3 separate regions of the Homo sapiens genome follow, and regions 2 and 3 are each linked to region 1. A link is a contact called in ENCODE Hi-C or POLR2A ChIA-PET data. All regions are on one chromosome and are shown on one strand. Each heading gives the region's core, a stretch centred on a gene start or an enhancer-like site at or near the end of the contact. The rest is flanking DNA. Distances are from core to core; before and after follow the strand shown.

The links. Hi-C counts contacts between places; a loop is a spot of excess contacts on that map. ChIA-PET counts read pairs that join two places held with the same protein, here RNA polymerase II (POLR2A). Pooled maps may share reads with other maps.
Region 2: a map of PC-3 shows a loop between it and region 1 (7-fold over the local background). The contact joins two enhancer-like sites. A Hi-C loop is called at or near these places in 1 of 168 maps with a recorded cell type or tissue (PC-3). POLR2A ChIA-PET finds 5 or more read pairs at or near these places in 2 of 52 experiments (Panc1 and activated naive CD4-positive, alpha-beta T cell).
Region 3: a loop to region 1 is called in a pooled map, with 8 times the contacts of the local background. The contact joins two enhancer-like sites. A Hi-C loop is called at or near these places in 1 of 37 single-sample maps with no recorded cell type and 6 of 50 pooled maps. POLR2A ChIA-PET finds 5 or more read pairs at or near these places in 1 of 52 experiments (PC-9).

Annotation. Positions count from the first base shown.
Region 1 is chr6:157,426,958-157,430,303 of GRCh38, reverse strand. The region is part of intron 1 of ZDHHC14 (zDHHC palmitoyltransferase 14); the gene reads right to left. Among named protein-coding and RNA genes, the nearest start is that of ZDHHC14, 47 kb to the right of the region's middle. Within about 2 kb of position 1,788, at least 4 of the 41 ENCODE cell types and tissues checked have a DNase peak (open chromatin) inside an H3K27ac peak, as active enhancers do.
Region 2 is chr6:157,611,134-157,614,716 of GRCh38, reverse strand. The region is part of intron 3 of ZDHHC14 (zDHHC palmitoyltransferase 14); the gene reads right to left. Among named protein-coding and RNA genes, the nearest start is that of MIR3692, 84 kb to the right of the region's middle. Within about 2 kb of position 1,381, at least 10 of the 41 ENCODE cell types and tissues checked have a DNase peak (open chromatin) inside an H3K27ac peak, as active enhancers do.
Region 3 is chr6:157,665,666-157,669,096 of GRCh38, reverse strand. All of the region lies in intron 8 of ZDHHC14 (zDHHC palmitoyltransferase 14), which reads right to left. Among named protein-coding and RNA genes, the nearest start is that of MIR3692, 140 kb to the right of the region's middle. Within about 2 kb of position 1,461, at least 2 of the 41 ENCODE cell types and tissues checked have a DNase peak (open chromatin) inside an H3K27ac peak, as active enhancers do.

The sequences.
Region 1 (3,346 bases), core at 539-3,038:
TTGCTTTGTCACCAGGATGGAGTACAGTGTCACACTGTCGGCTCACTGCAACCTCCACCTCCCAGGTTTGAGCAATTCTCCTGCCTCAGCCTCCCGAGTAGCTGGAACTACAGGTGCACACCACCACGCCCAGCTAATTTGTGTATTTTTTAGTAGAGACGGGGTTTCACCATGTTGGCCAGGATGGTCTCAATCTCTTGACCTCGTGATCTGCCTGCCTCGGCCTCCCAAAGTGATAAATGTGTGCTATTTTAAGCCATTAAATTTGTGGAAATTTGTTACAGCAGCAATAGCAAACACATCGTGTTATCCAATCAAGATCTCTTGAGTAGAGATTCCATTAACCCTGGCACTGCTCAGAGACAGCAATTTTCTTAGCCATTCTCCTTCCCTCCTGAAGATTCTCTATCATCCTGAACTCTGGCTTGCTGGTTTGGAGCTGGTTACCTCCATTGTCTCTTGCCATCATATGGGAGACTTCCTCAACTCCCTTTCCAGATCACTTAGGAGGAGGTTTTGAAAAGGGAGGAGAAGACAGATGGCTGCTGAGATCCTGGAATGATATTGAGAGATGAAATATGATTTCCAGGCCTGCTTTATCCAGCCCTTCAAGTCTGTAAAATCGGATCTCCCTCCTTCCTTCTTTATTTCTTTCCTCCTTGCTCTCCTTCCTTCTTTCCCCTCCTTCCTTCCCCTCCTTCTCTCCCTCCCTCCCTCCCTCCCTTCCTTCCTTCCTACCTTCCTTCTACAAACAGCTAGTGAGCCTCTAATATATGCTACATACAGCTAGAGGCAAAGGCATACAAAAATGAGTCAATCATCCTCAATACCCACCCAAGGAACTCATCAGTTAAAGACTTACCATCCATCTAGGGCAGTGATGTGCAAAGTTTTTGGACCATTAACCACAGCAATAAATTCATTTTTATATCACAGTCTACTAAACTGAAACAAAAGTTTCACAAAACAATACCAATGCTTATCAAAGGAGACGTACTCTATTTTCCATTCTACTCTGTTTCTATTCTATTCTCCATTCTGACCAGCAACCTAGTAAGTTGATTTCATGACCTAGTAATGGATTACACCTCTCAGTGGGAAAAATGCTGACCTAAAAGTCTCGACGCCCATGCCGAGATGATCACTGCACAGATCCATGGAGCCTGTCCCCCAGAAATGTTTTCAAAGAATTAGTGGATCCTAGGCCGTTCCCTTCCCCCACGCCCCCACCATCCATGCAGGGTGAGCTGACTCAGACTTGCAGGTTCCAGTCATTTCAATGATAAAATCACTCATCGCAAACACACTCACAAGCTCATCATCCCTTGAAGGGAAGGAATCAAAGGTGCTGAATGTGGAAAACCGTGACTCACTGTTCCTGTCAACCAGGTACATGGCTATAAATGTCACTCGAGTGAAATCATAGTAGAGGGCTCACAGTAACGAAGAAAGCACCAAGCACTGGCTGGGAGCTGAGACCTCTGACTGCTCAGAACAAACCAAAGAGATTAAACTTTATGTAAGGAGCAACAACCAGAACAGGTAACGACTAACAATGCACTGTAATTGACTCGATCAGACTTCCATTTTATACTGGGAAGGTTGCTAGTGAGCACATAAGCAATCTGGCCTGAGACCCCAGCCACCTGTGCTCGGGGGCTAGGGGCGGGGTGGGGCGGGCGGGGGGACTCGCTAAGCAGGAATGCGCCTCTCTCGGGTGCCCTTCCACAAGGCGTAACAGGCCACTAGTTTCAGAGGGCACCGCTATAAAAAGCAGCTGAAAAAGTCACAGTACCCTTTTATGTAAGATGACCTTGTTTGCCGGAGATTTTTTTTTTAATGGGAATTTTTACTCTCAATTACTTGTCATTCCACCTAATGACATATATTAAAGCTTATCTTTTCACAGGCTAATTTTAGACGAATACCAGTTCCCAGATCACTGGTTTAGAAAAACACTACCCTGCTTGGCAAATCCAGTCCACTTTCCTGAGAGGATTTCTATGGCAGAGGAGCTGGCAAGGTCGGGGCACCGGAGGGTGGGAGTGGGCAGGGTCTCTGTGGTGTGTGTGCAGCCCTTTATCTTCCTACTGTGTTGCTGCCACCCATGCAAACACCAAAATGACTGTGCCAGGGCTTAGGTCGTGTCAGCACACTGCCTTTGCGGCACTCTCCTCCCCTTCTCAACAGTTTTGCTGGCAGAAAATATTGAGGTTGAATAAGGTGCTGAAGATAGCACATATCGACAGCAGAACAGCCCTCCAGGAACCCGATATTCCTCTATTCACGATCCCTATTCCTCCTTCACATGGATAAGTGAACACAGCACATATCAATGACAGAACAGCCCTCCAGGAGCCCAATATTCCTCTAATCACAATAAAAGTTTTATTGTGATTTATTAGATTCATCCTTTATGCTGTTACTGAGAAAAGATGAAGACTAGAGCCCCACCATTCCATTGTCCTTGGGGGCCACAATGTCATGGAAAGGATCTTGATGAAAACCTGTTTCCACACTCCGATGGAAGGTGGTCAATCTCACAGTGTGTTTCTGACTCCCACTACTCCAGGAGGAACAGCCCTAGCGCATCTGCCATTTCTGAAAAGAAAATCCAAGCCACCTCCCATGCCGACATCTCAATACTCACGTTCCTCTGCCTGCGGGCCCCTCTGTTCTCCTCTCATATCTCTGCCAGCCTGGACCCCGTGATTTATCACATCAGTTTCCCTTTTGCCATTGCTGTTGACTTTCCAGCCTCCTGGTCCTGCATTTGCTCTGTTAAACTCCAACCCTGAGTGAACCCAGCCAACCATCCTCACCCCCACGCCAACCCATGCTGGTAGGCCCTGCTGGAGAAAGCAGAGTGGGAAGCAGATTCCCCAAAACATAAATGCCCTCCAGTCCTCGGGGCCCTGCATCCTGCGCATCTCTGTAGACACTTTCCCTTCCTATTTCACTGAGTGACATTTCCAAACGCTGAGACCCCAACCCTCACATCTCTGCCCACTTGCTGTATTATGTTTAAAATCAACCATCACACTGGCTTCTGAACACAGATAAACCAAGGGCATGAGGCGAGCCCTCCCACAGCTGCCCCTCCACCCGCCCTTCCTCCTTCCTCCTGTGCTCCCAGGCCCGATGCCCCTCCAGGTCTACGCCTGAGCCTTGTCCCTCCGCCCTGCACGCCCTCTTCCTTCCCTCTCTTCTCCCTGGGGCCCTTGCTCCCCTGCCACCCCAGCTCGCACCGTGCCTCTCCTCCTTTTCCTCTAGACCGATTCCTCACCTACCTTCTCCTCCAGACACTATCTTAAGTTCTCCTTCCCTTACAGCTGCCTTTTATAGA
Region 2 (3,583 bases), core at 132-2,631, 180 kb before region 1:
CCGTGTGAGGAAGCAGGTCACACACTGGTGACCCCGGCCCTGCTAACTGCCATAGTGTTACGGCCTGGGAATGTGATTTTCCCATTTGTGGCAGATCGATGTCTAGCGATTCCATGGGGTTTTCTGAGAGGATTTATAGAGAGTTTTTCTAAGAACATCACACAGTGAGGAAGTTGTGATTTCCTCGGAGTTAAGGCCTAGTCAACAGCCCCTTCTCTATGGAGAGCCTTGGGGCTTTTCTTCCCCTTGAACTACAGCAGTTAGACCTATGTCTGTTTTATATATTGAGTTTCCTCATTACTTTTCATTTTCTAAAATGGATCACTGCTTACATCAACCAAAAAAAAAAAAAAATCAGTCAGCTAGTAAATGTGGTAAAGTTGACTGTAAATCAGTCAGCTAGTAAATGTGGTAAAGTTGACTGTAATTTTTGTGAGCAGCTGTGAGTGAAGTTCCTGGAGGTGGGGCTGCTCCCTTATGAAACACCACACAGTGGGGCACTGTTGATGGGATGTAGGACTCTATGGCACAGGACTTGAACTTGGGTCCTGGCCTTTTGCACTCCCCGCCCCCCCATCCCCCCTACCAAGAGCTGCGGTGTCTTCACCCAGGTGCACCAGCCAGCGGTGGGGGGGCTTGCCAAGAGCTGCCATTTTCTAGCCTGGGCGAGGCTGACTGGGTGAAGGTGTGATGGGAACAAGTTTACCAAGGAAGAAGGATATAATATCAGGGAGACCACGAGAGGAAGAGTCAGCAAACACTAAAACTGTCAGCCCTTTCAATACTATTTTCCAAGAGTATCAGAAACTGTTTATAGCCTCCAGGGCAACCGTTCTTAGACTTTTTTTTTCATTCCTTACTGGTTTAAAACTCTGATGACAGCTATGGATCCCTTCACTCTCGTGCACTCACACATTTTAGGTACAATTTCCCGAAGCCTATTCCTAGGCCCCAGGTTAAGAATGGATGACCTATCAGGTTAGTTCACAGAAACTGAAATAACTTATTTCAGATGATGAGATGGATGGGCTGCCTACTGCTCCAACAAGGCTGCTTGAAATGATTTATTTCAACCAGAATTTAAAACTGAGCTGTTCTAAGAAGGCAGGCCAACAGGTGCCTATCGTGTGGCATGCTAAATGTGCCATCCCCAGGGTCCCGGAGGTATACAACCTAAAATCCCAGCCCCAGGCAGGCTGACACCCTGGGCTAACCCCGGCATAAGTCAATGGAATCCTTGGCCTACTCAGAAGGAGCTACTCTAATTACGCTTTATTCCAGGATTTCTTAAACTAAGGGTTGTGATCAAATAGTGAGTCATGAAATTGATTTAGCTGGTCATGACCAGCACTAAAAACAAACAATAAAATAGAAAGTATCAAGGCATCTTCTGTTGAGAAAGGCAAGCACTGTTTCATGCCTTTTATGTGCATCTCTGTGCACTGGATCCCAGTAGAAAATGTATTTCCTACTGTGAGTTGCTGTAAAACACAAAAAGTTTGAAAGCTACTGTTTTATTCGAATTTGTAGGAGGCACACGTGAGGCCCTCCGATATCTGTTGAGTAGATAAATACACGTGTAGGTTGCGTCAGTCACAGACCTAAAGACACCATGAGTCATTTTCAGTGATGGCATTTCCACCCTCCCAGAACTGTGCAAGGATTACTAGCTCTTGATCAGACTTAATTTTTTTTAAATGATCATTTCTCTTGGAGTCTGACATTTTAAAATTTGTGCTTCTGGTAGGTTTGAGGGTGAAGGATATGGGTTTCATTTAGTTTAGATTGGGTGCCCGAGGCTTTTTTTTTCCCCCCAGTTGAGAACACTAACCTCATCATAGGGCCAAAAAAGCAATATACTTTTTTTTTTTTTCTCTAAGAGAGAAGACTACGATGGAGACATGAAGGTAGATACAGCAAGAGGAGCATCAAATTCTCTTTTTCTTCTTCCCTCCCTTCTCTCCTTCAGTAAATACTAACTGAGCAGCTGCATGCCAGTCAAGGAGTTGGCTGCTGGGAATACAGTAAGGGAAACTGACACAGGCCTGGCCTCTTGAAGCTTACCCAACTGTGGGCAGAGACATCGGCCACTCGAGTCCACACATCCCCAGTGTATACCATGACAACCCTGGTCAGAGCTATGAAGGAAGCATACAGAAAGCTATGGGAAGTGTGTGCAGTGGCAGGCTTCCCTGAGGAGCCCACGCCTGAACATCTCCCTGAAAGATGAGCAGGAATTAACAGAGAGGAACCAGAGGAGACCTCGGGGCTGGAGCCCAGGTGGCATGCAGGACTACGGTGCAAGCCGAGAGAGGTGGGTCTTGTATACTAGGTTAAGGATTTTGGCCTCCTTCCCATAGTGATGAGATTCTGTTTGGAAACGGTCACTCTGATGTCAGCATAGAGGCTGGATTAGATGAGGAGCAGAGTGGATGGTGGGTGTCCTCCGAGAGACCTTTGCACAGTTAAAGTGAGAGATGATGGCGGCTTGCAGCTGGCCGAGGCAGTGCACAGAAGGAAAGGGATGAAGTGGTTTAAGCTGGGATCCACCTAGTAAGCAAACTGTACAGAGCCTGGTGATGGATTAGGTGAGCAGGGTGTGGCAGAGAAAGGAGTCGGTAGGACCCTCACGTCTGTGTAGCCTGTGAATGGGGCTGGCCCTCAGCAAGGTGGGGGGTCACTGGGGAAAGATGATTTGGGGTGCTTTTATCTCCCCAAGTGGACATGTCCAGCGGGAAGCTGCATATGCATGTCTGGAGCTCTGAGGAGAGGTCTGAGCTAGAGACATAAGCCTGGCAGAAAGAGAGACTCCGGAAGGCAAAAGGAGCAAGACACAGGTATAAACACACACTCGTCAGAGCCACAAAGCCAAGAACCACACACACACAAAAGGGACGGAGCCGGTCAAAAAGATGCACAAACAGGGAAAGTCAGATGAACAGAGACAGACTTTCATGAAGCAATCGCTTGTGGCTTTTCTGGGTATGGAAGAAATATATTTTTCAAGCTAAGTTGCAGTTTGACAATTCCAGGCAGAAATAAGGTGAGCACTTGGCCAGAGTCCACCCTCCCTTGCTGGATCGTCTCCAACCTGCAGGCACACATCTACCTTTGCCTTGGAAGAAGGTCTCTTTGCACTGGGCACTGACACTGCAGTTGAGTATCACTGACAAAGCCAGAACAGGATGAAAATGTGCCCGGGAGGCCCCAGAAATTCTGTTGTTGAAGCTTTCCTATTGGCCAGGGATGCTCTCTCCAAAAAACTGTATTAGACATGTAATCTCACTCTTTTGTCATAAACAGTTTCTAAATAAATGCACAGAATAAAAAAGACGTGATACCTTAAAAAATTTACGTTAGACGCATTATTTTACATCAGAATCCTCTATCAAAGCACTTTTTAAAAGTACACATATTGGCCAGGCGCGGGGGCTCATGACTGTAATCCCAGCACTTTGGGAGGCCGAGGTGGGCAGATCACCTGAGGTCAGGAGTTTGAGACCAACCTGGCCAATATGGTGAAACCCTGTCTCTACTAAAAATACAAAAATTAGCTGGGCATGGTGGCGCGTGCCTATAGCCC
Region 3 (3,431 bases), core at 212-2,711, 240 kb before region 1:
ATCCCTTTGCTAACTTAAAGATAACAGCCCTAGAGGTGGCTTTACTGGGAAGCTAATGATGCTTCAGGCTCCTTTACTTACACAGCCTCTTTCCAAGGCCTCGTTCTCTGCATATTGTTTGTTTTTTCTTAAAGGAGGTCTCCCATGGCATGGTTCAGACCACTCCAAACCTGGCCCACTCCAGCACATACCTACTGGTGCTTTGCCATGCTGTACCTACGACTTGTTAAGAACTGTAGCAAACACTGTGTGGGCCTCACTGGCCAGGACCTTGTTGGAAATGCTCTTGAGTTTGTCAAGGGTGAAGCTTAAGGACTTGAAGAAGGTGTGAAATAATATTTGTGAAAGAAGAAGTTTAGCCTAAGCCATTTAATTTTTGTTTTGTTTTGTTTTTTTTGAGATGGAGTCTCACTCTGTCACCCAGGCTGGAGTGCAGTGGCACGATCTTGGCTCACTGCAGCCTCTGCCTCCTGGGTTCAAACAATTCTCCTACCTCAGCCTCCTGAGTAGCTGGGACTACAGGCACGCACCACCATGCCTGGCTAATTTTTGTATTTTTTTTTTTTTTTTTTTTAGTGGAGATGGGGGTTTTACTGTGTTGGCCAGGCTGGTCTCAAACTCCTGACCTCAAGTGATCTGCCTTCCTCGGCCTCCCAAAGTGCTGGGATTACAGGTCTGAGCCACCGTGCCTAGCCCGTAAGCCATTTAATTTAAAAAATCTATATAGAAGTCACTCAGAAATGTTTTCCAAATGACTCTTTGGAACCCTGACTTATCTGATGATAAGCACCTCTTCTACACAGATTTGTTTAAACATCTTAAAAGATGACTGTCTATCTAAGTCTAGCTATGGGTGTTTCCCCTGATAGAGGGACTGCTTTTGTAGTAATAATGAACCTACTCTCTGTGCCCTCCCCAGCTTTCCTGCTGGGATGACAGCAGGGGGCAGGGGCACTGGCATCAGGCACCTAAGTATCTAAGTCCTGCGTGTAGTTCACAGCTTTGAAAACACTTTGCCACATTCAAACTGATTTCCATTTAGAAGGCAAATCTCAGTTGGGGCACACGGGGACCAGGCTCTGTTCTGCAGGGTGTCACCCATCTAAATCTCCTGTTGGCTCAGAAGAGAGCACTGGCGTGGACAGAGCAGAGTTTTGTCAGATTCCAACCAAGGGTAGTGCAATGACTCTACTGACTGGAATTTACAATTCTCATTAAACGCTCTCAAAACGTCGCCTGTTTTGAACATATGCTTCTTAGAAAAAACTTAGATATCAAATGACTCAGGGATACCTGATTTTTTTAAAAGAGCTTTTCCTAATTTTCCACTCTGCCAGAATTCCAAGGGCGATGGGTTCATAAACCTTCATGGCTGTGATTCTCATTTGAGAAAGTCATGGGGGAAAATGGCCAGTATTTTCAGGGTTACTGTGGAGATGGCCATGACAAATATTCTTACACTTCCCTTTTTTTTTTTTTAAACCTTTGCTTCTAATTCTTATTTGCCCATTTCTTGTTGACTTTTCTACTTAACTTTCTTGCTCTCTGGACTCACCAACTCTCTTCCCCTCTATCCTTCTTCCCCATTGATTTCTCTCCCACTTCTCCTTTTTCCGTCTTCTCTTTTTCTTCTTTGTTTCTTCCTTTCTACCTCTCTCTTTTTTACTTTGAACCCTTTTCCCTCCGCTACCCAGCCTTCCTGGCTTTTCATTTGAGGACCCTTTTACCTTCCACCAGTAGAGGGAGACATCACCGCTCGCTTTTTCTCTCTTACAATTTGGTGGCTGTGCATACATCCCGGCTAACACCAAGAAGCCGTTGGTTATGTTTGAATTGATCTAACCAGTTATATAATCCTAAGGAAAAACAGCTGACCACTTAGATATCTGACAGTGATAGTCCATCTACTCTGAACAGAAAACTGAGATACTCATGTTTTTATTCCAAAACAACCTTTTAAAAGTTCATATGTATCAAATATTAGGTTGAATCATATGACATTACCAATTTTTAAGGTCAAAAATTGGCCGAATGCTGGATACTAATAGAATAGAATTTTGATTTCTTGTAAGAGTGTCTATGAAAAGACCTTTCTGCTGGCAGCATAAAAATCCCACTGTCTGGAGTGCTGGAGCTTTTGCTGTCATTGCAGTAAGTCACTGTGACAGCTGATTTACTGCCCAAATGAAGTGTCGGCATGTAACTTGCAAAGAAGTTTATGGCTTCAGATGTCTGGAAGTCATACACATTAGCACTTAATGTTACAATTTAAAAATGCCATAGAGATCATTCCTGTTTCTGCAGATTCTCAAATAAAATTGCTCATGTAGGAATACATTTTATTTTACCCTAGCTGACGTCTTGTCTGAAAAAACCGAGTGTACAGATGCTACTAAAAGCAAAACTAGGAGCTTTCTAGATGGTCTGTGTACAAATTAAGAATGAGTGAAATTATTTATTTCTTTTGCTCCAATTCTGTCAAAAGCATTAGAGTTACGCATCATGTATTTCTGCTTGGCTGTGAAGCTCTGTTCTGGGGTCTTATGAATGCTTATTAACAGTTACAGAAACACCACAGTCTTCTAAAGTCCACCTAAAATGCAGGTGCAGGTTGGAAGGAGAGCTTTTTTGTATTCTTTTATTTAACATTATCATTTACGTTTGCCTAAGTTATTTTTTTTCCTACTACATTTGATTTTTCAGATTACATGGAGAGTTCTTCTGCAATACTAGCTTAATAAATCATGCAACTGCTGGTTTAATCTTGTTTTGATACTGGATTGGGGTATTTAAAATGTTAGGTTAAGTAAATACAGTAAATGATTTTCTAAAAACAAAATTGTAGCAATTATGTACCATGTTACTATCTTTGCATTTAGCATGCGATCCCAAAGGACCTTTGTAGCAACAAGTGCCAGATATAAGCATAAATGATGACACCAATGCTATACAAAAGTTAAATTATTTGACAATCAAATGAAGTGTGTACACTAAAAAGTGGATCATAACTGGATGTCGTGAGTATGTCATGCATATACATTGTTCTAGATAGAACTTCAATGTTAGCTCATAATAAAAGCCAATAATGAGGGAAGCAGCAATAATGAAAATGTGGTCCTCAGCTGGCTCTGGGTTATCTGCACATACTTCCAGTATGGGTCCTTGAAATTTCATAGGAGTTCAGATGGCAAGAGACACCTGTGGTCACACCCATCACATTATTGCTTTAGATGTCACATTGTTGCTTCCCTAACATTTTCTTCCTTGAGAATTTATAGTAGAGAGAAAATTTCATAGGCACTGAATAACCACCCCCATCCCCCACTTGTGAGAGAGGATACACTAACACTGAATTTTCCCATTTTTGAGATAATAAATAAGACCTCATTAGGTACTTTGATGCCAGCTTTCTATCAATATTTATCTAATTT